Regions from separate parts of the Homo sapiens genome. Here region 1 is linked to region 2. A link is a loop called in an ENCODE intact Hi-C map of the cell type or tissue named here. Cell type or tissue: IMR-90. All regions are shown on one strand. Links, peaks and the distances in the headings refer to the core of each region. The heading gives the core; the rest is flanking DNA. Region 1 has its middle 67 kb from the start of CASC22. Region 2 has its middle 56 kb from the start of LINC01571.

Region 1 (16,304 bases), core at 4,570-12,569, 370 kb before region 2:
AAAAAGGCATTTTTAAAAGACCTTAAGCTAAGGGTTGTTTATAAATGTTTGTTTTGGGGCTCCCAGAATTGATCATTGCGACTTTGTTTTCATCAGAAGCTGAAACTTTCTTGGTTACTCTCAAGGGAGTAAATTCATTCTCAGTGATAAAATAATTTCCAGACCCAATCAAAGCAACTCCTTCCCTTCCTCAAAATTCTCAGCACTTAATAGGGAGATGGGCTATGGACTCATAAGAATGGAACCTGAAAGTCTCCAAGGTATTTTCCTGATCAGGCTTCTGGGAGACACGGGATTCCCTGAACTGGATTTTTTAACAGGGTATTTGGAGGAGGAAGGTTTGGGGACAGCGTTGCTTTCGTGAATGTGAGGAGGTGTGTGTGTGTGTGTGTGCGTATGTAAAGAAGATAACATGGCTCTATGTGTGCATGTGTCATGTGTGTGCACAGGCACAATTGAACCTTCTCAAAGTTCTTCCCCTCTTATAGGAACACAGGAGAAAACTCTTCCCAGCGGGAGATCAAGCCATCAGATCCTCCCAGCATTTCAAAGTTCTGGGAGTTAGGCTACTTTTCTCACTTTGGATTTCTAATGTCCTCCAGCAACTCATTCTCAGTTTACTTGATCTTCTCCAATTCCCAAGGCATTTTTCTCCTTTACGTTAGTTATATTTTGCTTATTAACAACGTAATATAGTTTCTAACATAGAATGTATTTTTAGAGCAGTTTTAGGTTTCCAGAAAAATTGAGCAAAAGGTACAAAGAGTTCCCAACACACCTTTCCCTGAACACATGGACAGCCTCCCCTGTCACCCACACCCCACAACAGAGTGGCCTGTTCGTTAAAATCTATGACCTACATTGATACATCCTTGTCATCCAGAGTCCACAGGTGACATTAGGAGTCACCAAGAGTGTGGAAAATACTTGGTGTAGAAAATAATACATTTTCTTGGTGTAGAAAATAATACATTTTCATTATTTTTATTATAAGAGCTTTGAAACATTTAAAAACTAAAGAAAATTAAAGGCATCTGTAATCCTACACCTAGATTTAACTAATGGTAATATTTTGGTTTTATAATTCACTCATCTGTGTGTGTATGTGTGTGTGTTCTTTTTTCTTATCAAAACAAGATCATATTGGGAATACCACTTTATTATTATTTTCAATTAACATTAGATCTTGGGTATTTTTTGACATTCTTAAATATTCTAACAAATGATTTTCATGACTGCATAGGTCTACATTGAATATTTGATCATGTTATTTCTACCCAAAAATTATTATAAACTCTGATGAAATGAACCTCCTCTGTGCCCTTTTTCCTCCTTTAGAGGCGGGATTCCCATGTTAAAGGGCACTCTACCGTCAGACTCTCTTTATAAGGAGCCAACCAGTCCTCAGGAAGATCCACCTATATGCAGAGAAAGAAAGTACTCTTTTATCTGTAAACTTACCAAACTAGATCTTTGAACCTAAAAAACATAAATTTTAAAAGCAATTAAAAAATCTGGTGTCTCAATTTTAATAATCAAGAAAACAAACTCTCTAACTACATGGATCCAAATATCTAGTGTTAAAAATAAATCCATTTAATAAGAACCTTCTAATCCTCTCCTAATAGTTGGGGATCAACAAAACTGATAGACTGCAAGCAAGACTAATAAAGAAGAAAAGAGAGAAGAATCAAATAGACACAATAAAAAATGACAAAGGGGATATCACCACCTATCCCACAGAAATACAAACTACCATCAGAGAATACTATAAACACCTCTACACAAATAAACTAGAAAATCTAGAAGAAATGGATAAATTCCTCGACACATACACCCTCCCAAGACTAAACCAGGAAGAAGTTGAATCTCTGAATAGACCAAAAACAGGTTCTGAAATTGAGGCAATAATTAATAGCTTACCAACTAAAAAAAGTCCAGGACCAGATGGATTCACAACTGAATTCTACCAGGGGTACAAGGAGGAGGTGTTACCATTCCTTCTGAAACTATTCCAATCAATAGAAAAAGAGGGAATCCTCCCTAACTCATTTTATGAGGCCAGCATCATCCTGATACCAAAGCCTGGCAGAGACACAACAAAAAAAGAGAATTTGAGACCAATATCCCTGATGAACATTGATGCAAAAATCCTCAATAAAATACTGGAAAACCGAATACAGCAACACATCAAAAAGCTTATCCACCATGATCAAGTGGGCTTCATCCCTGGGATGCAAGGCTGGTTCAACATACGAAAATCAATAAACGTAATCCAGCATATAAACAGAACCAAAGACAAAAACTACATGATTATCTCAATAGATGCAGAAAAGGCCTTTGACAAAATTCAACAACCTTCATGCTAAAAACTCTTAATAAATTAGGTATTGATGGGACATATCTCAAAATAATAAGAGCTATTTATGACAAACCCACAGCCAATATCATATTGAATGGACAAAAACTGGAAGCATTCCTTTTGAAAACTGGCACAAGACAGGGATGCCCTCTCTCACCACTCCTATTCAACATAGTGTTGGAAGTTCTGGCCAGGGCAATCAGGCAGGAAAAGGAAATAAAGGGCATTCAATTAGGAAAAGAGGAAGTCAAATTGTCCCTGTTTGCAGATGACATGATTGTATATCTAGAAAACCCCATCGTCTCAGCCCAAAATCTCCTTAAGCTGATAAGCAACTTCAGCAAAGTCTCAGGATACAAAATCAATGTGCAAAAATCATAAGCATTCTTATACACCAATAACAGACAAACAGAGAGCCAAATCATGAATGAACTCCCATTCACAATTGTTTCAAAGAGAATAAAATACGTAGGAATCCAACTTACAAGGGATATGAAGGACCTCTTCAAGGAGAACTACAAACCACTGCTCAATGAAATAAAAGAGGATACAAACAAACGGAAGAACATTCCATGCTCATGGGTAGGAAGAATCAATATTGTGAAGATGGCCATACTGCCCATAGTAATTTATAGATTCAATGCCATCCCCATCAAGCTACCAATGACTTTCTTCACAGAATTGGAAAAAATTACTTTAAAGTTCATATGGAACCAAAAAAAAGCCTGCATTGCCAAGACAATCCTAAGCCAAAAGAACAAAGCTGGAGGCATCATGCTACCTGACTGCAAACTATACTACAAGGATACAGTAACCAAAACAGCATGGTACTTGTACCAAAACAGAGATATAGACCAATGGAACAGAACAGAGCCCTCAGAAATAATGCCGCATATCTACAACTATCTGATCTTTGACAAACCTGACAAAAACAAGAAATGGGGAAAGGATTCCCTATTTAATAAATGGTGTCGGGAAAACTGGCTAGCCATATGTAGAAAGCTGAAACTTGATCTCTTCCTTACACCTTATACAAAAATTAATTCGAGATGGATTAAAGACTTACATGTTAGACCTAAAACCATAAAAACCCTGGAAGAAAACCTAGGCAATATCATTCAGGACATAAGCATGGGCAAGGACTCATGTCTAAAACACCAAAAGCAATGGCAGCAAAAGCCAAAACTGACAAATGGGATCTCATTAAACTAAAGAGCTTCTGCACAGCAAAAGAAACTACCATCAGAGTGAACGGGCAACCTACAGAATGGGAGAAAATTTTTGCAACCTACTCACCTGACAAAGGGCTAGTATCCAGAATCTACAATGAACTCAAACAAATTTACAAGAAAAAAATACAAAGAACCCCATCAAAAAGTGGGTAAAGGATATGAACAGACACTTCTCAAAAGAAGACATTTATGCAGCCAAAAGACACATGAAAAAATGCTCATCATCACTGGCCATCAGAGAAATGCAAATCAAAACCACAATGAGATACCATCTCACACCATTTAGAATGGCGATCGTTAAAAAGTCAGGAAACAACAGGTGCTGGAGAGGATGTGGAGAAATAGGAACACTTCTCCACTGTTGTTGGGACTGTAAACTAGTTCAACCATTGTGGAAGTCAGTGTGGCAATTCCTCAGGGATCTAGAACTAGAAATACCATTTGACCCAGCCATCCCATTACTGGGTATATACCCAAAGGATTATAAATCATGCTGCTATAAAGACACGTGCACACGTATGTTTATTGCAGCACTATTCACAATAGCAAAGACTTGGAACCAACCCAAATGTTCAACAATGATAGACTGGATTAAGAAAATGTGGCACATATACACCATGCAATACTATGCAGCCATAAAAAATGATGAGTTCATGTCCTTTGTAGGGACATGGATGAAGCTGGAAACCATCATTCTCAGCAAACTATCACAAGGACAAAAAACAAACACCGCATGTTCTCACTCATAGGTGGGAATTGAACAATGAAAACACATGGACACAGGAAGGGGAACATCACACACCGGGGACTGTTGTGGGGTGGGGGAATGGGGGAGGGATAGTATTGGGAGATATACCTAATGCTAAATGATGAGTTGATGGGTGCAGCACACCAACATGGCACATGTGTGCATATGTAACAAACCTGCACGTTGTGCACATGTACCCTAAAACTTAAAGTATTATAATAATAATAATAATAAATAAAAATAAAAAAATAGATGAGTAAGTAATTCCCTACCCTCAAGAATTTCATCCATTAGAGTGGAGATAGATGAATATGGAACTAAGTTCTGTGATGTGCCAAACTCTTGGTATATCATTAGTGCTCAATGACTATTTATTGAATGCATGCCTTGTTGAAGGGGAGCAGTGGGCAGTGGGATTGCCAAGGAGGAAGTCATTAATTTTTCCTGAGGGTGGTCAGGAGAAGCTTCCCAGAGGCGGTGGCTTTCCAGTAAAAGTGGCTTGCCCTTCATTAATTCTCTAGCTATTTATAAGCCCTGGACAGTCTTCTGGATACATGGTGATGGTCAAGGCCGACAGAGCCCTTGATCTCATGGAGCTTCTATTCTAGACAGAGAAGACAGACAACAAGCCAGGAAACAGCAACAGTAGCAGGCAATGTCAGGTAATAACAGTCGTGTGAAGTGAAAGGCAGACACTGCGTTAGGGTGAAGTTTCTTCCACCTGACTTCCGAGAGCAGCAAAGTTTGTCAGGCTGAGATAAGAAAAGCATCTGGGGGAGGAATAAGAGCCTGAGTGAAGTCACAGGTGGCTGGTGTGCTCCAAAAAAAACTGTGGAAGGCATGGCAGAGCAGAGAGCATCTGGAGCCCAAAGGGAAACCTGATTTGATCACTGGCCCAAGGTACCTCTGATGGGGTTTTGAATGAGGCAGGTATGAGGAAGCACTTTACATAGTTATTCTGTATGTTCCCTCCTCCAGCATCAATCTGCAGGTCTAAAAGCCCAGCCAATCATCGGCAAGTTTTGGACCTTCTGAAAAGCGAGGTAGATGTGAGTTCAGTGACAAGGTTGCCAGGCAAAATGTTGGATATCCACTTAAGCTGGACTTTCAGATAAACTTGCAATAATTTCTTTTAGTGTAAGTATGTCTCAAAAATTGCATTTGAATTTGAAAGTCCAGTTTAACTGAGTGTTTCACATTTTCACTTCCCTAAATCTGGTAAACTCTATTAAGGAGCTGGGAATACCAGACCCAGATGCCTGTGTCATTTTGCAAGGACTCTGAGATTAACTGAGAGAACATTGGAGAAAAACAGTAGTCCTGTTTTGGTTTTATTCCTCCCAGGACTAATAAAATTATTTGTTAAATAGTTTCTTTCTTCTGGGGATCCAGGAAGATGATTGTTAATGAATATTTAACTAGAATAAAGAGGGGACAGGCAGGATGGCTTATGCCTGTAATTCCAGCATTTTGGAAGGCTGAGGCAGGTGGATCAGTTGAGGTTAGGAGTTCAAGACCCCCGTGGCCAACATGGTGAAACCCCCTCTCTCCTAAAAATACAAAAATTAGCCAGGTGTGGTGGTTGGTGCCTGTAATCTCAGCTACTTGGGAGGCTGAAGCAGGAGAATCACTTAAACCTGGGAGCCAGAGGTTGCAGTGAGCCAAGATGGTGCCACTGCTCTCCAGCCTGGGCAACAGAGAGGGACTCCATCTTAAAAATAATAATAAAATAAAATAAATAAACAAATGAAATAAAATAGAATAAAGAGAAACAACCATACTTTCGATGACTGCTGTAGGAGAAGGCCTCTCATAAGGGTTTCACATTGGGAAGGGTGGGGTGCAAAGTCCATATATCGGCTCTTTTGGAATTCAGTGTGGTTGAAGGAGGTTGGCACAGTGCCTGTGTGTTCAGTTGCCCCAGGACAGTCCTAACTTACAGTCCTAACTGTTGTCCCACAGTGATCATGAACAGTGCCACCTTTCACTCTCAAAAATATTCTTCTGGTTTTCAGTGATAAAGGATGTGACCATTTCATGATGTGGCCAATAAACTCTGAGAACTGGGCTGGACTTTTTATAAACTGGGGGTGCCACATGACCTCACTGAGCCTCCCTTTCTTTATTTGTGAGTGATGGGGCATTGGGAAAAACTCTGAGCTCCCTTCCCAGCTTTGAGACTCTAATTTTGTGGATGTCTCTGGGCACAGCTAATGGTAAGAGGGCATTTGTTTACTTTCAGTTTGAAAATGATGTGATTTCAATTTTCATATACGCTGTGTCTGTTCATGCTAGCAGGGTTATATTAGTTTCCAAAAATCTTTCAAGAGAGAAAACTTAAAATTTTTGCTTTGTCCTTGGGATATGGAGACCAAATGCTAGGTAGTACCTGAAACAACTAGAGTTTCAGTGAATAAAGAATCGCAAGTGACCAAACATAACATTGGCTAATGTGAGCCCAGTTATGTAAGCAACATTTTAGATTTAACAAAATTGTGTAAGTGATACCAGAATATAATTAAATTTCTACCTTTTTACTCCTCTCTTATCTATGATGCTCCCCTAAACCAGGTTTATGTAAATCCTTCCAGATTTTGAAATACAAATCTGTATTTGCATTCATTTACATACATAGACATATAGTTTTTTAAATGAAAAATATGTACTTAACATTTTTAGTACATTGCTATTAATAATTTTCAGCCATCCTTCTCTTTCACTGAAGACAGATACATCGCAATCTTTTTCTTTTTTTAGCTGTGTGGTATATCAGAGTGTGGGTATATCAAAATATATTGAAATAATCTACTGATAGAGATTTAGTTTGTTTCCAATTGTCTGCTATACATGCACATACATATGTATATTCATGTAGCATACATTCTAGAAACAGAAAATTTCATCTTAATAGTTATTGCTAAATTGTTATTTTAAAAGGCTCTTTTGATTTGCATGCCAAATTGGGGGTGTGTTCCTGGAACTTGAAGAGAAATTTTGCATGAAAGCAAGGAGTCAAGGTGTTGGTTTGTCCTGAAATTTAGCTCTAAGTAATCTTTTTTTTTTCTTTTCTTTTTGGCAGTGATTCCTTGATCTGTGCAGTTGGATCAAACCTAGACCAAATTCAATCTTACTTATGTATAAACTTGGTCGCCATGACCTTGTGATTATCTGGGGAGTGATTTCTTGGTGTAGGCTGCAGTCCAACTATGAATGACCCTGATGGGAGAACACTTTTATCCTTCCATCTATAGAAGCTGAATTAGGCTTACTGGGATTAACTGGGACTGAAGGACTTGTTCATCTACTTTAATTATCCTGCCAATGAGAGCTTTTTTCCAGGCTGGATTTTGGATCACAAGAAGAATGGAGGCTGAAGAGACTGATAGCAGAGCTCAGTTAAAGATCTTATAGAAAAGGCGCTCAGAAGGGAAACTCTCGCCTAATGTAGTAGATAAGATTTTATTTTCTTTTTTTCTTTTCTAAAGGAGAGGCCATATTTAAAAACAAAACAAAACAGGTGCATTTTGTAAACTTTGAGTGTTTTGGCTCGTTGATGAAATTATTTCTCTAAGAAACCACATGAAAAGGCAGGAAGAAAAAAGGTATGGTTTTCTTTGCTCTAAAGCAAATCAGGCTTTTCTGTACTGAAACTTGCACCCATAAAGCCAAAGTTAACAAAAGGATGAAAGCTGGGAAAATTGAGGGACTAGGAGAGCTGAAGACAAAGACTGGACAAAATGGCCATCTTGCCATCATTGTGTTCTCTGCTGCCCTCTAGTGGTGCTGCGGGGGAATTGGGTGTAAAAATGTCTGAAGGTCATCCTTATGGAGCTGAATTGTAGAAGAGCGAAAGGCGGCATAAGGTATATCCCTTAAAGTGGCCCATCTTGTCAAATAGCCTGTCTAATGATGAGGGAACAAATATTGTCTCATAGAAACCATAAAACAGTGGAGCGTATGCTGCAATGAAGCTATCTAATAGTAGAAAAGAAAAATTATGGGAAACAGGACACCCTTTCCACCTAATTCAGTGCAACATACATATATTCAGCAAAGACCCTGTGCCAGATTCTGTGCCCAGCACTGGAAATGCAGGGAAGAATTCAACATGTCTCCTGGGTTTGGGCTGATCCAAATGTAGAGGGTGGGCACAAAAGAACAAGTGAGATTGCAAATAGCCGTATAAGAGGCATTTGACAAGACGTTTGCTCTTGATAGTAATTCCTCAGTCAAAATGAGATTACTCATGGAGCATTTTCATTTGTTCTAAAATAGGAAAACATTGCCTTGATCTGGGTAGAGGTGACAGCTCAGGGAATGGATAAAGTTTTCTTTCTTCTCTCTCTTTTGTAAAACACTGAATTTGGGCTGCTGAGATGGCACAACTATGACAGCTCAAAGTTTTAGTCTTGGTTTGAAGATGAAAGCCAAATCATGTACACGAGTTCTTTATTCCTCTGCAAAATAAATTCCTCTGTGAACTACAGGGAAATAAAAGGCTCTACTGAGGGGGATTGTCACACTGAATTGCAGCAGAGTCAAAGATGGCCACCTGCCCCCCATCTGTGCAGAGCTGTGCCTGATGCTCCTGAAGGAATCTTTTGTAGGCTCCTCCCCATCATCAACCTTAGGAACCCTCTTTATTTAGGGACATGGGCTTTGCTAAGGAATTCTCTCTTTCAGTTCTTTTGCTATCAGTTCTGGATTGCATTTAGTAAGAATTGATCTTCCACTCTTTGCATTAACCAAGAAGCAAGAGAGAGCATGAGGAAGAGTTAGATTAAAGGTGAGGGTTCTTTTTCAGTATCCAGAGAAACACTAATGTAAGTGTGTGTGTGTGTGTGTGTGTGTGTGTGTTTGTATTTAGGGAAGCTACTTGTACCTTAATCTGGAATTTATTAGAAGACCAAGGACTAAATCTCTTTAGCATCCATTCCCCTGCCTTCTTGCATTCACATTGGACTTTTTAGGGGCAATCAGTCCTTCTTACCCTCTGTCCTTATGGCTTTAGAGTTCATGCCACCTCTGACAGGTAAACCATAACTGGCCACTCAGAGTGTGACAACCTCTGGCAGCGTGATAAGTTCAGGGAAGGGCACAAAACCTGGACTGGACCAATCAGGGAGGTTGAGAGACTCCATTTGGGGGTGTTTATGGAAGATCTTGGGGCAAAGCACTGTGTTTATTCTGGGGTTTCTTAGTCATTTCTTGTATTGCTATAAAGAAATACCTGAGACTGGGTAATTTATAAAGAAAAAAGGTTGAACTGGCTCACAGTTCCACAGGCTGTACAAGAAGTATGGTGCTGGCATCTGCTTGGCTTGTGGTGAGGCCTCAGGAAAGTTACAATCACGGTGGAAGAGAAGGGGAAGCAGGCGTCTCACATGGTGGGGGCAGGAGTGAGAGAAACACTGATGGGGGAGGTGCTACATGCTTTTTAAATAACCAGATCTTGTGAGAACTCATTCACCATCATAAGAACAATACCAAAAGGATGGTGCTAAGCCATTCATCAGAGACACCTCCATGATCTTATCACCTCCCTCCAGGCTCTACCTCCAACACTGGGGATTACAATTCGACATGAGATTTGGTGGGGACACAGATTCAAACCATATCATGGTGTAAATAAAAAAGATGGGACATAAGCATGGAGCTGTTGATATCTTTCCGTCACGAAGAGATAAGTTATCTAAGAGTGAGACCACACTAGAAGAAAAAAACAAACTTGATGTGATGGTCCTAATGACACTGTTTGAGTTCCTGGATACAGTCATATTTGCAGCCTCATATATCTAGCCATGAACTTTTCAGTTAAGTGAGCCAATCTTTTGTCTCCTTTGTGTGCACTGAATCACTTGAAGGATTTGTTAAAATACCTATTGCTGTGCCCCACCTCCATGTTGGTCGAGGGAGCTGCCTGTGAACTTGCATTTCAAATGATTTTCCAGGAGATGCTGGTGCTACTGGTCTGGGAACCACACTTTGAGAACCAGTGGCTTATAATCCTTTTTTTTGGTTTCTGCTACTTGTAACCAAAATGTCCTGACTGATACCAGAAGATCTTTCTAAATGAGAAAGAATCTCATTCTTTGAAGAATTAATAGAATAAGATCAAAAAGAGTGTATGGGACCTAGTCAATAAGCACTTGAAAAAATGACATGGCCACAATTCATGGGGACCAATCTGACACTTTCTTTAGGGGGTTTTCCATTCTGTTTCTACTCACACCTGATCCCTTTTTGTGGCTAAAGGCAAAGCCAATGGAATATACGACAAATGAGCAAAAACAGCAGGACTAATACGTGTTTTATCAAAGACTTAAAATGCATGCATTGAGAAGATGCACATTTTTTCACTCTGATCCAGTCTGTCAATAAAATGCTTTTCATGAGAAACATCAAAGCCATTTCATCTGCAAATTTCATATTTTTGAATCCCTTAATCTACACTGTTGACAAAAATTTCTGTCAAGTGCCTCAAACCATTGTATTAACAAATTTCGTTTTGTCAATCATGATTTGGCCTGCTTGCAAATGCATTTTGTACTATTCCGCTCCATCTTGCAGGAAGAATACCTAACAGGCAATGCCTCAATCTTAATATTGAAAGCAAGTGAAGAGGGAAAGTAAAAGTGGTGTCAGAGCCTGTTCATTTAGCACATTGATCAGATGTCCCTGTGCATTTTAACTAAATCCAGCTTATCTGAAGTCTTCCCTGGGTAGTGCAAGCCACAGTGAAAGTAAGGGTATTATAACTGATGAAATCACACAGTGTTGTTCATACCTTTCTGTTTGGCCTTATTTGTTCATCACAGCCTTTCTGTCTTTACCTTCAAGACTTCTTATTGCGGTTAGTTCTGGTAGCTTGTATCACCGTTCACAAATGTCCCTAATTGCAAATTCAGGAGGATGGCATCTAGATTCCAGTGTCTTCTGATTCCACCATAACTTCATTCTAATTATCATGTCACTAAAGCAAAGAATGGTCACTAATGTTTTCCAGAGATGCTGTAAGAGCATCTTACTGTTTCTGCTCAAGAGGAAGCTATGGTGGGTGATCTCAAGCTTGAGATGTTTGTTTTCTGCTTTGCTTCTTCCTAATTCTTGGTGAAGGATGATAAGAAGAAGAGAAAATACTGAATCTCCTGACAGCCTCTGACATGCTAAATTGCTGTTTTTTTAAGTACTTCAAAACAAGAAAGTCATAGGCTAAGGCCATTAGTTCAAGTTATGTGGATCCCCTGTGGACAATTTGCAGATGCCAATGTATCCTGTAGGGAATTAGACATCTCCTTGAACTGCAGAGAAGAAATGCTCATTGGCTTAAATATTGAGCAATTTGAATTCAAGTCCTGACTCCACGTCATAATAGCTATTTGACCTTGAGAAGTCACTGGACATTGCCTTGCCAGGACATCTCCTCACCTGCACAATGGCGCTAAGAGAACCATTTACCCTGCAGACTTTCTAAGCTCCTGGAGATGTCAAAGGGGAGGACTTTATAAGCCAAAGTTTAGGGTGATTGTCAAGTGTTAGATATATAAAAGCCTGCATTGGATATTGTTTCAGAAATGCTACTTTTAATTTCACTATCTTAGAGGAGGCACTACGTTCATCTCTGTGGTATAAGCCAATGGAAGAGTGGTGATGAAGTTTGAGAACTTGCTGCAAATCTCTTCAATATTTCCCTTGCATATGGCCTGAAAACCTGCTCTCAGGTGATCTTTGGAGTGTGGCATGTGAAGGAGAAAGACCACATATAAAATGTGTTGATAAAGGTTTCTGTGGGGAAGTGCATGTATACACCACATTGGTTTCCTCAATGATCATCATTAGAAACAGAGATAGATAGGTCTGATGCAGGAATAGTTAAGACCTGACACTTAGAATCCTGCCCTTGAAGAGCAGGTAGCAGAGGGCAGCCGGCAGGTGGAACCGATTGCCTGTATGTCTAAGGGAGATAAAAGGCCACACCAAGGCCTAACATTTTAGTTTCCAAAATTTTGCTGTCATTCATTCCCTTACCAAGGAAGAATCATCTCATATCTGAGACACTTTGGACCCCAAACTATGCACAGGGACAGTGGTCACTACAAAAGCTCTATGGTGGCCAAGTTTGGGTGGCTATGGTTTTTTCAATGGAACCCCGTGTCCAGAATTACGGCAAGGATAGGGAGGTCTGTGTGTTTTTGTACATTCCTTCTCGACCCTTTTGAGACCTTTTCAAACTTCTCTTCTCCACACAAAACTACCTTAGCTCTGGTCCTCACTCTTCCCAAACGCTTTTCATTTCTAGGGCCATCTAAATCCATGCTTCCAGCATGGCAAGTGATGTGCAGCTAATAATGACTTCCTGGAGCTCTCAGCTCCAGATTTGCTGTCTGAAGCTAAGGAAATCAGTACACTGTTAGGAAGAAACAAATCAATTACAATAAGTGACAAACAAACAAACTCCTTTTTCTCAGAAGCCAAAGCTTGTGGAGTGAATTACAGAGACAAGAGCCTTCTGGGCTAGTGGTTTCTGGAGAATCGGCTTCAGGATGGATGTCCACAGACATTAGGAGGAAGCAGGCCTGGGGAAGACCAAGGGTAGAGAGAAAAGTAAAGTGGTAGCCTCTCGCCACAGGTTCTGCACATTCTATTGCACGTAACTGACTATTTCCCAGGAAACATTTGCATCAATCTTTGGTTTCTAGAAGCAGAGACAAGCCCACAAAAATAAACTACTATGTTGGATAGTATGGCAATCAGGACTTTTTAATTGTAAATAATGGATAATATCTCCCAAACTAGCTTATGGGGAAAAAAAATAAATGAAACCCTCTTGGCTTACATACCTTAATCATCTAAGGGTAAATTTTACATTTGGTGCAGCTGGATATAAGAGCGCATGCTGCCACTGATGTGATTTTTTTAGTCTGCATTTCTCGACTTAGTTTTATCTTTGGAGGACTCACTCGCAGACAGGTTTCTTCTCATAGAAGCAAAATGCCTGCTTCTGGTTCCCAAAGTCACATCTTACTAGTTTCAATTCTGGCAGAAAAGTGTTGGAGACTCTATGCCAAGCATTCTCAGAAAAATTCCTAAAATTCACTCTGATTTGGGTGGCTAGGGCCACATGCTCACTCCTGATGCAAAGACCATGTGAGGAGGACTCAGTCCTCTCACTGGCATAAGCATGGGTTGTATATTCCACCCAGAAGGGCTTAGGAGGACTGAGATGGAGCAGGTGGGAGAGTCACTGAAAATCAGAGCTGATGGCATAAAAGCCTTCTTTCAGTCATGGCTTGGTGTTAGAACACAAAAATTTCTATTTTAAGCTGAGAGTAATCAATCACATGATATTCAATGCTTAGAAGACGGTTGGAAAGGCTGAGATCAGGCTCCAGGAATGACTTTGAAAAGAGTAAACAGACTTAGCTCACATAGGGAATGGCCTCTCTTTCTACCCAGGAAACTGGAGAATTGACACACTGTCCTACAAAGTGCTGGCTTCTGTTCATACTCTCTTCGTGTGATCCAGGAATCAAGAAGCCACCATCAGAAACATTGGTTCCAGAGCCATGACACATGTGCTGAATCCATACCAGCAAAATGGCACCCTCCATCCTGCCTCATGATACCCACAATGCTAAGTCCCTTCTGTGGAACTCTACTAGCCCGACATAGAAAAATCAAATATTGTTGTGTCAACTCTAGCCAGCAGAAGCAGTGGAAGCATGGCTTCTCTCTCACTGCCATCTTCTAGGTCTTGTGCATCCCATTGGCCAAACCTAAATGATATCTTGAAACTTGGGGGGGTCTAAGAAAAACAGCATTTAGCTTTACAGCATCTGTAGCCACTAGAAGGAGGGTGAAATGGAAGTTAAATGGTCATCGTCATGGCCACCATGGAGGGCCAGTTAGGAATGTCTACCATAGGTAAGATTTAAATTGCACACAAGGCCTCTCATGGATATTCTCTATGCTAAACACTTCTCCTGGAGGAAACCATTTTGCTAAGGCAAAGCTGCCCAGACCCATGGAGGAACAGATATGCTGCATAGGAGAGAGTCACTCATAGGCCACCATGGAAGCTCAGTGAGGGGTCTGCTGTATGCACCTAGCTGGAGAAGAAACCCAAACATATCAACGTGGGGGGAACATGAAGTTCATATGATGCCTGGCTGGACAGAGAGCAGCAAACCATGGAGTAGAGAGCAGGCCAAGAAGGAAGAACGCCAGGCTGCCTTGACTACACACCCATGGCTGCTCCTGGGTCTGGTGACCCAATCTAAGACTGTCACTGTGTGTGTTTAGATTTCATGACCCTTCATTTGGACAATGCTTATTTACAGTGTTATTATAGCCAATGTTTCTTGTATGCATAGCATGGGCCAGGTCCTTCTATGCCCTTCACAGATATAATTCCATTTAAGCCACACTGCAATCCTGTTCCACAGGGACCAGCTTTCATTCATTTATTCAACAAATATTGTTGAATGCCCACTATGTAGTAGACCCAGTCCTAAGTGCTGATGTTCTAGCCATAAACTAAGTAGACAAGGATCCTTCCCCTTATGTCTTTTATATCCTAACAGTAACTATTATTATTCTCATTTGACAGGGGAGGAACTTGAGGCATGGGAAGGTTGCATCAGTCACTCAAGGTCATTGGGCCAGTGACTGGCGTATTTGAACCCTGGCAGTCGGCTGCAGAGCCTGTGCTCTCTATCACTTGGCAACACTTCCACTCCCTCATGTTTGCCCTGAGTAGGACCTTATCTCCATTTCACTGATGGATAAATTGAGGCTCAGAGCCTATTAGATGATGTGGTCAGGCTCATAGGAATAGTAAGAAGCAAAGCTGAAGCTCTGTCACCCCCATGCCAGCCACAGTGAAATCTTTTTAGGCTACATTCTGACTCCAACGCTCAGCACATTATTATCCTGCCTTCCCTGTAGTGCTCCCAATGATGATGATGATGATGATGATGATGAGAAGTGAGGGCTGGCATTCCAGGGCTAACTAGGTGCCAGGCTCTGACCTAATTGCTTTACATGGCTATCTCAGTTAATCTTTACTACTTTGTGAAGTATGTGCAATTATTATCCCCATTTCACAGGTGGGAAAAGTGACACGAAGAGTAATTTTCCCAAGATCACACAGCGAGAAAATGGCAGAGCCAAGGTTTAAATCAGCTCCCCCAATCCAAAGCCATTTGAAATTGCTCTTGACCTTAGCAAACCTCTGTCTTTCCTTCATAATCAGAGGAAGGGATTTGGGGGATGGCACAGAAAAACACTTTTCTTACTGCAGAAAGCATCTCATTTTCATCTGTGAAAACAAGTTCAGAATTGTGGTCAAGACTTACCATTTTGTCAAATCCACGCTGGATAAGTGTTCATGTCAGCACATGGCCAAGAGCAGTTGATAGGAAAAAAGAACCATCCTACGCCAGATTTTCTTTAGCGCCCATCCCCTGCTGCCCCTTGCTGTTCCGGTTGAAGCCGATTCTTGCTTTGGCTCATGCCTCTGCTTATTTGCAGTCATATTTCCAAAGGATATATTTTTATTGGAGCAATAATTTCCATCATAAGTTAAATAATTTGGCAATTTGCCTTTTGCATTGCAGGAAAGAAGCCCTGTATTACTTAGATTTGACTGCTTCATGCCAGTCTCAGGAGCTTTTCCAGGTGAGTAACCCCTGGAGGTCCAGCCCCACATCCTTATACCTGTTAAGAAATGTATCATGCTAAGGCTTTTCAGGCACTGCTGACATTTTTGGGCCAGGTAATTTTTAGTTGTTGGGATTGTTCTGTGCATTGTAAGATGTGTGGCATCGTCCTTGGCTTCTTCCCACTAAATGCCAGTCCTGGTTCTCCAGTCGTGACAAACATAAATGTGTACAGACATGGTCAGATATCCTCCAGTGGTAGGGGGTAGGGTGGGCAAAATTACTCCTGTTTGAGAACCATA
Region 2 (16,304 bases), core at 4,455-12,454:
TGGGACTACAGGCCCCCACCACAATGCCTAGCTAATCTTTGTATTTTTTTGTAGAGATGGGGTTTCAGCATGTTGCCCAGGCTTGTCTCGAACTCCTGAGGCTCAAGTGATCTGCCAGCCTCAGTCTCTGAAAGTGCTAGTATTACAGGCATCTGGCCAGTATTTTTTAATTAAGATATATACATAGTATTTTTTTAAAGACATCATGCTATTGCACATTTAATAGACTACAGTGTAGTGTAAACATAACTTTTGTATGCACTGGGAAACAAAAAAAAATTGTGTGACGCATTTTACTGAACTAATCCCAGAACATCTACAAGGTGTGGCTGTAGTATACCTTATCTACAGTTTTAAGTCCTCCAGTTTCAGTTACCTGCAGTGAACTGTAGTCTGAAAATATTAAATGGAAAATTACAAAAATAAACAACTCAGAAGTTTTACATTGTAAGTCTTTTTGAGTAGCATAAAGAAATCTCTCGTGCTGCCCTGCTCCATCCCTTATGAGACATGAATCATCCCTTTGATTCATGCAAATCCACACTGTATATACACAGCATTTTAGTCACTTGGGAGCCATCTCATTATTAGACTGAAAAAATATAGTATTGACAGGGTTTGGTACTATCCTCAGTTTCAGGCAACCACTGCTGGTAGTCCTGGAATGTATCCTCTGCAGATAAAGGGGAACTACTGAATATATTAATATGCATATTAGTACATATATACACTTATCTAAGAATACATATTTTAATATCTATATTAGTACGTATACATAGTGCTAGATACAAAATTGGATTTTTTACTTAAATCAGGGCTTCCATTTCCCAAAAATAAATTGGAGATGGTGGTTTCCAAGGCTTCTGATAGTTCTGAAATCCTGGGTTGAAATATACAGATGCTCAGCACAAGTTGTGTCATCAATAATCGTTAAGGGAGAGAGGACTACACTTTGCTTAGAAGGCTTCTTGAAGGAAGAGGCATTTCAGATGTCATTTGTTTGGACTACAGCAATCCATTTCTATAACAGTTAAATTTGGAAGTCAACTACATTCAATATTCTGAACTTTGTCTTTCATCTAGGGATCCCCCAGTTCTGCACACTGCCAGCTGTATGCCCTCCTGGTGGTTCCAAGATAACATTCCTGTGTGCCACCATCTTCCTAAAACAGTCTTCATAAAGGTGTTTGCTGTAACTGGATTTTCACCTAATTTATTTCTTCAGCCAGACTTCTCACTTGAAATATTGCTATATCCTCTTCACAGTTTTTGCTGTTACCTTTCTCTAATTCGTTCTATTGCCCACTGATAAGAGGGCCTGTATCATCTGCTGCTCAAAAATTGTCCAAGACATAACATATTTATAAATAAATGTAATGAAAGCATCCATGATTTCTATTATAAAACCTCTAAAATATTGCTGACAAAAAGTGGAGAAGGCCTAACAAAATAGAGATATATACTATGTTCATAGAATGGAAGACTAAATATCACTAAGATGGCAATTCTGTCTAAATTGATCTGTGCATTGATCACAGTTTATAGATCAGCATTCCAGTAGACTTCTTAAAGATATAAATTGGTAAGCCAATTCTAAAATTGATACGAAAATGCAAGAACCTAAATAAAGAACAACTAAAGACAATTTGGATGGCCTATACCTTTTGATTTAAAGACTTACTATAAAACTATCATAATCAAGATAGTTTTATATTACCAAATATATAGACATAGAAATCAATGGAACAGAATAAACATTTCAGAAATAAATACACACATATATGACCAATTGATTTTCAAGGTTTCAAGGCAATTTGATGAAAAAATGAAAGTCTTTTTAACAAGTACTGCTGGATCAATTAGATATGTATGGTGTAAAGAACATCAACCCTTACTTTACACCATACATAAAAACTAACTCAAAGTGTATCATAAACGTAAAACCTAAAACTGTCAAGTTTCTAGGAGAAAATCTTTGAAGCCTTGGGGTAGACAAAAGTTTCTTAGAACACAAGAAGCAGAAGCCATGAAAGAAAAAGTTGATAAACTAGATTTAATAACAAAACACTTTTATCTTCAAAAGATATTAAGTAAATAAAAAGACAAGCCATTGACTGGGAGAAATATTTGCAGCACATATTTTAGATAAAGGACTTGATCTAGAATATATAAACAATTCATCCAATTCAATGATAAGAACACAACTCAATTTTTAATATATAGGCAAAAAGTTCAGATGCTTAGTAAAAGAAGAGATAAAAGTGATCAAGCATATGAAAATATGCTTGTCATCATGAATTTTCAGAGAATGTCAAATTAAAACTACAATGAGAAACCACTACACATCTTTTACAGTGGTTACAATTTAAAAGACTGAACATTTAAGGTGTTGGAGAGGATTTGAGCAACTGAAACACTCCTCACGCTGATGGGAATGGAAAATGGCACAACAGCGACTTTTAAAACATTTGGCAATTTCTTAAAAACTTAAACATAAACATTACATAATCTAGCCATTCTAATTCTACATATTTATCCAGGAGAAATTAAAGCAGATGTTCAACCCAAAACTTATACCATCTGATTTAAAGACTTACTATAAAACTATCATAATCAAGATCGTTTTATATTACCAAATATATAGATATAGAAATCAATGGAACAGAATAAAGATTTCAGAAGGAGACACACACATAAATGAACAATTGATTTTCATCAAAGGTTTCAAATGAAAGTCTTTTCAACAAGTTATGTTGGATCAGTTAGATACCTATTGGGGAAAAAAAGTAAAAAACCTCAAACCTTACTTCACACCACACATAAAAACTAATTCAAAGTGTACCATACATGTAAAACCTCAAGTTTCTAGGAAGAAATCTTAGAACACATGAATGTTCACAGCAATTTATTAGTAATAGAAACTGAAATCAACCTATGAACAGGTGAATAGGCAAACAATACCGTTCAACAATTAAAATAACCAAACTATTGATTAATGAAATACTATGTATAAATCTCAGAAATTCTAGAAAATGCAAACTAATCTGTTGTAGCAGAAAGAAGATCAGTGATTGCCTGGAAGCAGGAGTGGAGGGAGGGATAGATTAGAAAGTTGAGGGGTAATAGAAATGCTTACTATCCTGATTATGGCAATCGTTTCTTGAAGGTATACATATGTCAACACTCAGAAAGTTGTACATCTTATAGAGTGTGTTGTATATCAACTTTAACTCCATAAAGTTGTAAAAACAAAAACAAAAACAAACCATTGTCAATGTTCTCTCACTGCCTACAGAATTAAAATCAAACTTTCAAGAAGGTATTTAGGCCAGGCTGTCTGTAATTTTACTCCAGTAGGCCTTCCCAGTCTTAATTGCCACCCAGTTGTTCCAGACACTCTAGATTTCTAGATCTTGTCCACACACATCTGCTTTTCTTCCATGTGTAGCTCTTTCTGCCTAAAATACACTTCCTTCTCTGTCTGCTTGTCCTAATTCTCTTTCACCTTTGTGGCCTGTGGCAGATTGCTCACTGCCTATCCAATATCCTTTCTCTCTTCTTTCTTATCAACAGAACTTCAGTTGTGTTCAGTATATCCAGCTAAAAATGTGAAGCAACTAAAACGCTCCTACATAGCTGGTGGGTATTTAAATTAATCCACCGACTTTCAGTTTGGGAATTTCTTCCCTCTGTGCTTTTGAGCATGGCCATTTGACACACTTTTGGCCAGTGAGATATGCATCAGTGGAGATCTGGCTTTCCTGAGACAGCTGCTGCCTCTTCTCAGTTCTTGCTTCATCCTTTGTTGTGTCTGAAATGTAACTGATGCCCAGAGGTGCCACAGCCATTCCACCACCATGAGCATAAGAGCTACATGTCAAGGAAAGTGGATGAGGGAGGTCAAAGAAGCCTGGGTTGCTGCTGGTGCTGCTGAGCTGTGGTGGTTTCCCCAGCTACAAGGCACTATCTATCCATCTGCTCTAAGAATCTTTCACTTCCCCCAGTTTGGACACACTGCTCTTTGTGACTTGAGTAGCACCTTACCTGCCCTGCTTCATGTTACCTGGCACAATCCATCCTATGATGTGCCTACTTAGGCACATGCTGTATTTACTTTCCCAATGAGACCCTGGGTCTCTGAGACATGTGCCCAATGCCCAACCCAGCCTCCACAGGCTGAGCTCCAAAAGGGTCTCAAAAGCTGCCCAGTGTGGTGGAAAGTATTTGGGTGTATGCCTGCCTGCCCCAACCTCTTGCCAGCTTTGTAACCCACAGCAGCCACATAACTCAGGGACTAAGTTTCATCATCTGATACATGGATATGATATTAGTCCTTACCTCTGAGGATTGTTTTGCTGTTAATTAGGATAATCCGTGAAACATATCAATCTCATAGTAACTGCTCAGTAACTGTTGATGGTGATAATAACCAAATGATCGCCTCCCCTCCTTCCCCTTCTCCAATCCACTCACATCTGCACAGTCCACATTCAGAAAAGTTTCAGTAAAAGTAGTTCAGATGCCTCTTAATCTTTTCCCCTGACATGCAACAAGGCCAATAAGGTGGGAAGGGTGGATGATGACCATAAAATGCATCTAGGAGGGGCTTCTCTCCTCTTCATGGTGTCTATGCCTTAAATGGCTTCTGCCTCAGCTGGGAAACCTAATTCAAAAATTCCTTGGCAGACTACTGTTTTACATTTCCAAAGTACACATGAATTTCCTAATCATTTCAGAGGTATGGACCAATGGCCGGGTGATAATTTTAGAGACTCATCTTTGTACACAAGGCAGGTTAATCCCTAAGCATTTGGTGCTCATGGTCTTCCCAGTTAGGATTTTTTTTCCCCAAAATTTTTAATTCACTACCCAGCTCTCTAAAGTTCAGAGCTAACACTGTATTTTTACCATCTAGTTGCCTAATTTAAATAAGCAATCTTACGTCATTGTGCCTCAGTAAAATGGGAATAAAGACAGTACTCCCCAAGCTGTCTCTCTGGCTTCAAGTTTCAGCTAAAACTTGACTTCACCTTCGTTGACTGCCCTTTACAGGGCAGTGTTATTGAGGAATGGATAGGCTGTGAGCTCCCTGATGGCATCTGGACCATGTATTGTGTTCCCTCTAGAGCCAAGAACACTGCCTGGCGCAGAGGGGATGCTTGGTAAATATTCATTGTATCACTAAATGAACAATCTGTTGAAAAATCTGATTTGAAAGGACAGAGGAAAACTGGAATTGAATTCATTTCTGGTTCAGTTTGCATTCAATTACTGATTCAGTCAATCAATATTTACTGGGTATCTACTATAATCCAGGCACTGTTTAACTTCTTGGTTTGTATTAGAAATATAATTTCTAATCTACTAAGGTCTTAACCCTGCATATGCCTTAGAAAAGTAAAATGTTTGACTTTTCTAGAATTGGGCAGGTAAAAGCAATGGTTCAGTTTTACAGCATCTTGAAGAAGCCTTTTCAGCCAGGTTCGACCCAAATTTGCTTACACATGTTACCCACTCAACCAAACGTGTAAAGCATGTTGTTCTCTGAGCTCTTCTATGTGATCCAACCCTATATATTATATTACACTTATAAAATACCATGAAGCCCTTATGAATTAAAAGATAATTAGTGGTTCAACACACACAAGACATTAGGCTCAAAGTGTCAAAAATGTCATGAAAGACCATAAATCATGGTCTGCTTGCATTGATCCCTTATAGAGTTAGTTTTTAAATCATCTCTTTAACACCTTGTAAATGTACAAACAACGATGGACCCAAGGGAAACTTTAATATGTTTTTCATACATATTTTAATTTCATCTCAAAGTGCTAGCTGCATAAAAATTAAGTCAGACTCACAAAAACTCATTGATTTCCTCAGGATAAAACCCATCTGTCCAAACTAATTTAGAGCCTTTTTGAAGCCGTAAAGTTAGTCCTGCAACACTGAGGTCATTATGGGCATCCTGAGCTGGAGGAACTCTTGTGTAATTTTAAGAAGGCAATTTTGTTATATTTACTGTATTTAAATACAGTGCTACTTTTCACGAACAAAAGCCTCACTGTGTAACTGTATTGAAAGTAAACCAGAAGCTGTGAAAAGCGAGATCTGTTCTTTTCCTTGTGATTAATGCACCTTTCTGCCAAAATTGAGACTTCTTAACTGAGCTCATTTAATACAAAGTAAACGAATTCTGCTCTTTGGATTTGATCCTCTGGTTAAACCCTATAGATAAGGCTTTAACAGTGAATAGCTTTTCATTCTAAACAAAGGATGTTTTGATAGAAAGGTCAATACAAAGGTCTTTTATATTGTGATAACAGGAAAGGGAAATAACATATTAATGGAAACCCATGCCATGGTGGTCCAGGCTGGAAGGACACACAGAAGTAAAGACCATTCGGAAGTTAGAGAGGAGTTAGAGACCCATGGCCTCAAGAAGCCCTGGCCTTCTTCTTTAAATCCACTTCCAAAGGGCATTGTCTTTTATTATGCACCAAGCAAAGTAGACTGAAGAAGATCACAGTGCAATTTCAGGAAAACTGGAGAGTTACAGTTGCATTTTTCTCCACCCTGCCCTTAAGGACCAAGCCATGCAGAACATCACCCCTGAAACCATAGTGATGCATAGCGGAATTTTAGGATGATGGAGATTTAGGCATTTGAATAGGACAAATTAGCTGAAATTTCTGCTGCATCAGGATGCACAAGATCAGGAGTTCCAAGCTGTGACAGCATCACCCTTACAAGCTAGGAGGCCTTTTCTTTGTCCAAGTGAGGCTTCTTAGTCAGCTCTGCCCAATTTCTTAACCTTGCCCAGCAGGCCAGGCATATTCCTTTCTTCTTACTTGCCACTTTAATTTTCTTTCTCCATTTCCCAAGGAAAGTTTCATCATTTTATATATATATATATATGTATATATATATATATATATATATATATGTATATATATATATATATATATATATATATATTTTTTTTTTTTTTTTTTTGAGACAGAGTCTTGCTCTGTCACCCAGGCTGGAGTGCAATGGCACGATCTCGGCTCACTGCAACCTCTGCCTCCCAGGTTTAAGCAATTCTACCTCAGCCTCCATAGTAGCTAGGATTATAGGCGCACAATGCCACAATCGCTGTTTGTTTGTTTGTTTGTTTTTTGTATTTTTAGTAGAGGCAGGGTTTCACCATATTGGCCAGGCTGGTCTCGAACTCCTGACCTCAAGTGATCCTCCTGCCTCAGCATCCCAAATTGCTGAGATTACAGGCATGAGCCACCGCACCAGGCTAGGTTTCATAATAATCTAACCTAGGAGCTGGAACCTTTTTGTGCCTACCTCAGAGGGAAACAGGTTGTATTTGTTTTTTGTTTTTAGTGAGAACATCCCTATTTCCTTAAGAAGTTTCTGCTGATTATGGGAAACAGCAGAATTGAAAGGAGTAAAGTGAATTAATGGACAAATTGGTGGTTAGCTTAACTCATTTCTCTCATTCATTTATTCAACAAATATTTATTGAGCAACCACTAGGTCCTAAGGATCCAGCTAGATGTTAGAGATACACATATGGATTAGTCAGTCCTTGCTCCCAGAGCCAGAGAAAGACAGACCTATAAAAGGAGAAATCAGGGCACAGTTGAATGGAAGGCAAAGCTTTAAATATCCCTGGCCTGGCTGATGGCTTCCAGCCACTGCACTGGTCTGCCAGGACACTAACCAACTGACCAGTACTGACAAGGGTAGGGTTGTTTTGAATTTTTCATCCCCAAATGCTTTGAAAGTTTTCTTTATCGTGTCTTATAGAAGAAGGAGGAGAAGAGAAAGGAGAAAATGCAGTAGTAGGTCAAGTATTTGCAATAACCAGAGTTCAATGTTTCCTAGAGAGACTGTCTGGTTCCACAGTGCCCCCTTCTGGTAGGTTGCCATGGAGCAACAACCAGTGAAAAGTCTACGGAAGCAGGAGCTTCTGTTTACCGGTACATTACATGCATCACTGAATCCTCTCATCAAGTCTTCGGGGAAAGATTGGTATCATCTTCATTTTACAGATGAGGTTCATTCAGGTGCAGTGACCTAAACAAGGCCATACATCTTACATGCACCTGGAGTCAGGAGACAGACCCAGCCTAACTGGGTCTAATGTGTGCTTAAACACTCCATCTTTCTCCTTTTATAATTTATTGGTCAATCAATCAGCAGGTGCCTACTCCCCATCAACACCATGCTAGGCACTGGGAATTAGGGCTTTCCCTTCTCCCGCTTCTTGGGTATTTTCAAAGACCATAGGATGCTGGCAGAAAAAGGAAAAATCACAAGCTAGAGGGATCTGGTTCAGCCAAGAATTCATGAAGGCAGAGCATGATACAAACTAATACAATCCTAATAGCTGGGTTTGGTACAGATGGATAATAAGAAATATTTTATTTTCCCCAAAATATTCTTCCTGACAGAGTCTCTCATGTTACTGCGCATCCTTCAACCTCACTTACGAGAAACAGCATTTATGTGCACTGACTTCCAAACATGGCGCTAATCATTTGCTGTTTTCCTATTGAAAAAATCAAGTATTATATAGAGTTAAAAAGCAGACTTATTATTTCCTATTGTATAGGGCAAGATAATAACACATCTGTCTTTATCTATATTGGCGTAATCTCATTAGACAAAGTTAATAAAAGACATTGAAGAAACGAAAGAACTCAAAACAGAATTACCATTCAGCCCAGCAGTCCCACTACTGGGTATATACACAATAAAATATAAATCATGCTACCATAAAGATACATATATGTGTATGTTCATTGCCGCACTTTTCACAATAACAAAGACATGGAATCCACCTAAATACCCATCAATGGTAGGCTGGATAAAGAAAATGTGGTACATATACACCATGGAATACTATGCAGCCATTAAAAAAGAATGAGATCATGTCCTTTGCAGGAACATGGATGGAGCTGGAGGTCATTCTCCTAAGTGAACAAACACAGGAAAAGAAAACCAAGTACTGTATGTTCTCATTTATAATTGGAAGCAAAACAGTGAGTCCATATGGACACAAAGAAGGGAACAACAGACGCTGGGGACTACTTGAGGATGGAGGGAAGGAGGATGGCAAGGATCAAAAAACCACCCATTAGGTACTATGCTTATTACCTGGGTAGTGAAATAATCTGTCCATTTGTGGCCCTGAACCTAAAATAAAAGTTTTTTAAAAGGCAGTCTGCTTGAATGTTGAGCAAGATGTTTCCTAATTCTCTTCCAAGGAGAGAAGAGGCTGTGATAAGTACTCTTGTAGCTACCATGCTCCTCCTTACTGATTCACTCTGCCCTAAGTCTGTCAGCTTCCAGGGCCAGCCAAGGCCTCTGTCCCTACATGACTAATCTTCACTGTTGTTATAAACAATGTCCTACACACCACACAAAAAGTCCTCAAGGACCATCTTTTCCTGCTGATTGTCCTCAGCAAGATTTCAGAGCTCAATGGGATCTTATCTCTTTTTAAAATGAGCCTTAGGATGAGGGTCTGCATAGTGTAGAAATTAAGTTCACACACAGATCTGAGATTGAACCAGGTCAGGCTACATATGTATTGTGTGTTTGAAAAGTTATTCTTTCCCTTCTAATACTTTTAGTTTCCTCTTCTGTAAAATAGATGCAATAATACCTATCTCAGGAGGACTGAATGGGATAATGTGTGGAAAGTGCCTCTTAAATGACAGGCAGTATGTGATCTCAAAGTAACGATTTAATTCTTATCTATCTCAGAGATTATGACATCTTCCTGGAAATACCCTGCAAAAGCTTCTAAAGGATAAAGAATATAGGCACCTTACCCTAAGCATCATTTAAAATCAAGTTTGCATTAGAGAAATGCAAACCAAAACCACAATAAGACACCAGCTCACACCAGTCAGAATGCCTATTATTAAAAATGTCAAAAAATAACAGGTGCTGGTGAGGATGCTGAGAAAAAGGAATGCTTATACAGTATTGATTGGAGTGTAAATTAGTTCAACCATTGTGGAAAACAGTGTTGTGATTCCTCAAAAACCTAAAAATAGAACTACCATTTGACCTAGCAATCCCATTACTGGGTATATACCCAAAGGAATATAAAACCTTCTATCATAAAGACACATGCATGCGTTTGTTTATTGCAGCACTATTAACAATAGCAAAGACATGGAACCAACCTAAACGCCCGCCAATGATAGACTAGATAAAGAATATGTTATCACATATTTAACACATACCATATAATATATATTATATATATAAAGCATAATGTTAACTTTATGAATATCACATGTGTTAATTTATTTTGTGGTCAAAAACAAATAATTCAGATATTTATGTTATTTTATTTTGCAGAGACATATGAATAGCCAGCAATTTTCATAATGCACATAATAATATCATACCACATATTATCATTATATTGCATATTATTCTTCAGTAATGTTAATTTTCTCTGAGAAGTGATATCTCTCTCTTCAGCTCCTCAAACTCTCAGATTTTAGTATTATCCCAGGATACAATTTTAAAAGATTTTCTATTTTGAGTAATATCTTCTCTTCTTTTTCAAAAAGAATTTTATGTTTTGAGAAGAAAGATAAGCCCTATAGAGTAAGATGAAATATAAACAGTCAGATCAGATAAGCTTCATGGACATCATAGGTCTTTATCTTGGTTTATGAGCACTTTCTGTAAAAGCCTCTGAAATATGACCTGGTTATGAATTGAGGTTAGAAGCAGGCAACTGCGAGACCTCTGTTTAGCTTTGGGTGATATCATGGCCACGGCCAGGATGCCGTAATGCCTAGTTAATATATTGCATCTAACAATTCTAATTTTTATGTATATATTTCATTTTGTAACTGCAGTAAAACACTCCAAGCATAGCATTTCTGGGTAATGACTCTATTTTTGAGCCCCTTGGGATCAGAGGGGTACTATGTGTAAATTAGAAAAGCCCTTATAGTCTTAAGATTTGCTCCTGCCAGTAAATCTCAGTTCAGATCTGTGATTAGGGTGAACAAGATTTAAATTGAATCTGAAATCATTCATGGTTCTCACAGAACCACACTAGAGAAAGGGAAAGGGGAGGATTTTGAGGATCCTTCAAAACTTCCTCCCAGCCTAAGCAGTTCGGAGAAAGAAGTGAATACAGAATTTAAAAGCATGGGCCAGGTGCAGTGGCTCACACCTGTAGTCCCAGCACTTTGGGAGGCCGAGGCAGGTGGATCACTTAAGGCCAGGAGTTCAAGACCAGCCTAGCCAACATGGTGAAATCCCATCTCTAATAAAATACAAAAATTTGCAGGGTGTAGTGGCACATGCCTGTAATCCCAGCTACCTGGGAGACTGAGACAGGAGAACCGCCTCAACCCGGGAGGCAGAAGTTGCAATGAGCCGATATCGCACCACTGCACTCCAGCCTGGGTGACAGAGTGAAACCCTGCCCCCCCCCAAAAAAAAACATGAAGCTGCTTCAAGTGCCCATTTCATCCCTGTGTGGACAGATCTCAAACAATTGATTGTGAGCTTGAGATGAGGTGAATCGCATCTTCTGTGGACTGGAGAAGTTTGCTTTCTCCCAGCCAATTCAAAACGTCTGGATTCTGAGATAAGGTGAGTGGAAATTCCTTTGGCACTCTCTAAGCTGCCTCCAACTCAATCCAGTGAAAGTCAAACTCAGCATTACTATTTTTTTCCCCTCTGTGCTGTAAAGTCTGAATTCTCCAAGACAATTTCCTAAACTGTTTAGGTCTCAACCCTCACAATGGCTGCTCCCCATTTCTTCCAAAACTCTTATTCACTTGTTTGACGCATCTATGTGTTAAGTTGTTCAGGAAGAAGCATTTAACATCTAAAGCCCATTTCATTTCTTTCTTTTTCTTCAAAAATATCTTGAAACATCATTTGTTTTTTCTTCATTAGAAAGAGGAAATGGTGTTTTATCAAAGGTAAATAGACTTGAACGCTGATGGGTTGAAGTTCTGTTCACCACTCAAAGCCCATAAGTTTGATTAGGTACTAAACTTGGCACAGAGAGTCCTTCATTCACCCTGTCAGCCAAGTCACGCCACTGGTCTCAACTTTTGGAAAATTAATTACCTACATGTTGCTTGTGAAGCCTGTGGGTAGCTGACTTATTTGATCACAGCTTAAGCAAATAGGAATCTACTCTTCATTCAAATTCAGCTAAAAGTAACTGAGATGTTAAATCTACTGACTCTATTTTAAAACCAGATTTGAAAAAGATTTTGTTCAATATCTGTGGAGATGAAATCTTATGGCTAGAAAAGAATAAATGACATGTTTTATATTAGACATATGTATTTGTATCAATTAAATTATTGAACTTTGGTTGTTTTAGGAACTAAACTTAAGAGAAGAATTCAAATAAAATTCTGACCCACCCACATCTGAAGCTTTACCAACTAATAATATTTCGATGTATAGGTCACCATAACAGAGATGCTATAGACAAGACATAGTCTCCAAGTTATGAGCACTTGATTTACAAAGGCACCAATGTGTTAATTTCTGGCCATACTCTACACCCATGGATCACTGGAAAACGGCTCGCACTTTTCTTCATACCTCCCCACCCTCCCAAAAGCAGACTAGCAACTACGCTGTCCTGGGCCCATCCTGCCACCTGGTGACTGAGACAAAGCACTGCTTTGTGCATTGCTTTTCATTCTAGTTCCTTTTTATTTCCCTACCCCAGTCCCCAACACTTCCAACCAGGGATATCATGTTCATGTTCTCATGTTACTTTTCTTTTGCCTTCATTTCTCAGTTAATGCCAACCTCACAGTATATTTTTTTCATAACACATACACACTTTAGTTTTGTTTTACTCCATGTCTTCATTCCTGCTTCCTTTCAGTGTTTATCCATGATCAAATCACACTCTTCCTTTTTCTACCACTCTTCTCATTTTTGAGTCAAACAGTGATTCTCTTCAGGGCTTATAATGGCAAGAATGATTGCACAACTTATGTAACTGATGTTTAGAACAGCAAGGGAGAAGAGAGTCTTTTTTCTTCATGGAGCTTATGTTCTGGTGGGAGAAACAAACAACTTATATAAATATAATTAATATAATTTTAGTGAGTGACAAATGCTGTGGAAAAAATAAGACAGGCTCAGGGGATGTAAAGTGATGAGAAGCCCCAATGAGATACCATTCACCCTTCGGGTTGCAGAAAATGTCTGATAATGGTATGATATGTTACACTATGTGTTGACAAGAATATGGAGCAGAACTTCTTACCCACTGCCAACGGGAGTGTGAACTGGTACAAGCACTTCAGTAAACAGCTTGATATTATGGACCAAAATGGAACATGCACATGGCCTATGATGCTGCTATTCTAATCCTAGAGAAAAACTTGCCATGCCAATAACATGTCCAGAATATTCATAGGATTGTTATTCATAACAAAGATCTGGAAAAATCCAAATGCTTACCTATAGCAGAATGGATAAAGTGTGATATTGTCCTATCACAGAATAATACATGCAGTGAAAATGAATAAACCGCAGCTACACCCATCAATATGGATGGTTCTCAAACATGTTACATTAAATTAATAAGCAAATATAGTATGATTCCATTTATGTGAAGTTCAATATAAGCAAAACTAAACAATGAAATGTTGAAGGATGCATACACCTGTGGTGAAGAGCAAGGTCACTACTAACATGAAACTCAGCAGTGTAGTTAATCTGAGAGGGAAAGAGGGAGAAGGTTGGTTACAGGCCCTTCAGAAATTCCAAGGTACAGCAATGTTCTGTCCATCAGCTGGATTTGGGATGCACTTAATTCATCCATTTTAATGTATTATTATTTAAAATGCATATATTAATTATGGATATATTCTTTTATATGAGTATGATGTACTTAGCAGAAAAAAGGTTTTGTAGAAAATTATCAGAGTACAGTTTAGCTAGGGATGTCAGAAAAGGTCTCCTGTGGAAGTTTCACTGAGCAGAGGCCTGAATGATACGGAGAGATATGTGTAAGGAAGGTCTGAGCAGAGGGTTTCCCAAGGAATGGGATATAGCAAATGTGAAGAACCTGAGGGGGCAAATGAGTTTGGTGGTTTCTAAACCAGGGAGAAGGTCTGTAAGGCCTGAGAGAAAATTAGAGAGAGGGAGAAAAGAGTTAGGCAAAAGAAAAGGGACAAATTACATAGATTCTTCTAGGCCAGAGTTGAAGTGACATATCTGCCTAAAGAAGAGGAAAGTTATATGGCAAGAGATGTTAAGAATATGAAGAAAGCTCTGTATAATAGTCACAAAAGATTCTATGTGCTATACCTTAGCCTTCAAATAATATATATATATGTATGTAATATGCATGTATGTATATATACACATGGAATAATGGTAGTGCCACCACCAACAGACAATAGAAAAAATCTTATAAGACACACAGAAAAAATCCAGTTCCGTGACGCTCCCTCATTTGTACTTCTCAAAGACAGCAATTTTAATATTTTTGTTTTTAGTACACTTTTTACCCCTACAGCTCTGAAGACTGTGTTGTAATCAGTCTTTCTTGGTGAGTCAATGCTGGATATTATCCACTGGCTGATTTTTTTTTTTGGTACGGTCAATAAAAGTTCTATTCATTGACCACAGCAAAGATGAAAGTTCTATTACTACTCTTAGTTCCCATGCAATATCAAACCATATAATTAAATTTCTATTTCTTGTTCCAGCAGCTTTAGACAAAATCTTTCAAATATCTGAATGATAATATTATGTTATCATATATATATATGATATTTTGTTAATCATAGTTAAGTTTTCCAAGATTTGGCTATGATTTGATTTTAAAGCCAGAAACATGATATTCAGTGATATTAAAATAACTGTATTTGCTTCCTACAGAACAAGAATTATATATATTTTTGAGGGTTTAGTGTTATGACTCTTTTTGTCACTTAAAAGTGAATAGTCTTAGCCATCAAAGGCAAGTGGATTTTTGTTGTTGTTTTTTATTTTATTAATTGCACAATATCATTCCACATTTGAAGTTCCATATATCTGCTTTCTGGTATGGTTTTGTTGTCATTGTTTGTTACTTTATTACTTGAATTTTGAGTTACATTTATTTTAGGTGGTAGATTTTAAAAGCATTTTCCCCACAATTAATCATTAGAAATTGTGTTTTTCACTTATTTATTTATTTTGAGGCAGGGTCGTGCTCTGTCACCCAGCCTGGAGTGGTGCAGTGGTACAATCATGACTCACTGCAGCCTTGAACTCCTGGACTCAAGCAGTCCTTCCACTGCAGCCTCCTGAGTAGCTGAGACTACAGGCCCACACCACCACATTCAGCTAATTTTTTATTTTTTTTATTTTTTGTAGAGATAAGGTCTTGCTTTGTTGCCTAGGCTGGTCTCAAACTCCTGGACTCAAGCAGTCCTCCCACCTTGGCCTCCCAAAGTGCTGGGATTACAGGTGTGAGCCACAGCACCTGGCTGGGAATAGCGTTTTTTTTGTTTTTTTGTTTTTTTTTTAGATAGAAAAACTGAGGCTTAGGTGAAAATGATGCTATGAGGGTGACACATTATTTAATGTTTTGTTTGATTTCAAATATTTTTATTTTAAAAGTATCATTTTCCACTATGGCTCAGACAAATACCCTTTTCTCCTTGGGAAATAATTGAGTGAAAGAGATCTCTGAGGGCTAATATGTGAACTTACACACTACTTCTAACACTGACTTGTGGGCCAAATGCTTTCTCACATCATTCCTTAATTAATTTATGCATGAATCTTTGAAATATAACTTGTTTTTTTAAAACTGAGATTATTTGTAGAGGAGAAGACAAGTTAAAAGCAGGTAATGTAATTTTAAAATAGTACATTTTTTTGAGATAGAAATATAAAATTCAGTTCTATTCAAAAGCACAGCTTATATAATGTCAACTTTATGGTTTAAGGTTTTCGTCTTTTTGATACCAGAATGCATCCCTTATCTTCAATGTGTTCTTTGGTGGATTATGACAGCCTGCCTGCTGAAATGGGTTTTTCTTGGTATCCAGCTTCTTTTCTTTTTAACACATACAACACACACACACACACACACACACACACACACACACACACACAATTAAGGGAAGTATCCCAGAGTGCCAATCAATAAATGCAGATAAAATATCACTGAAAATGTCAGTAGATGGAGAAAATTGTGTTTATCCAGCTTTCATGGAGAAAACTGTAAACAGTCAAAAGAAGAGCATTGGAAAGCTTCTTGCAAGGAACTGAGTAGGATC

Evidence for each region. Peaks named below come from ENCODE experiments on the same cell type or tissue, not always from the same donor. Only the 100,000 strongest peaks of a DNase experiment are listed, where the experiment ranks them.
Region 1: it touches region 2 in a loop (22-fold over the local background); 1 of 110 quality-filtered maps calls a loop at or near these places.

The regions. Positions count from the first base shown.
Region 1 is chr16:52,183,544-52,199,847 of GRCh38, reverse strand. No RefSeq gene overlaps it. Among named protein-coding and RNA genes, the nearest start is that of CASC22, 67 kb to the left of the region's middle. In IMR-90, for the core only: a CTCF peak has its summit at 8,114 (motif pointing left); no DNase peak of the experiment used is centred there.
Region 2 is chr16:51,810,152-51,826,455 of GRCh38, reverse strand. No RefSeq gene overlaps it. Among named protein-coding and RNA genes, the nearest start is that of LINC01571, 56 kb to the right of the region's middle. In IMR-90, for the core only: a CTCF peak has its summit at 7,910 (motif pointing left); DNase peaks (open chromatin) are centred at 7,895 and 9,335; H3K27ac peaks cover 249 bases.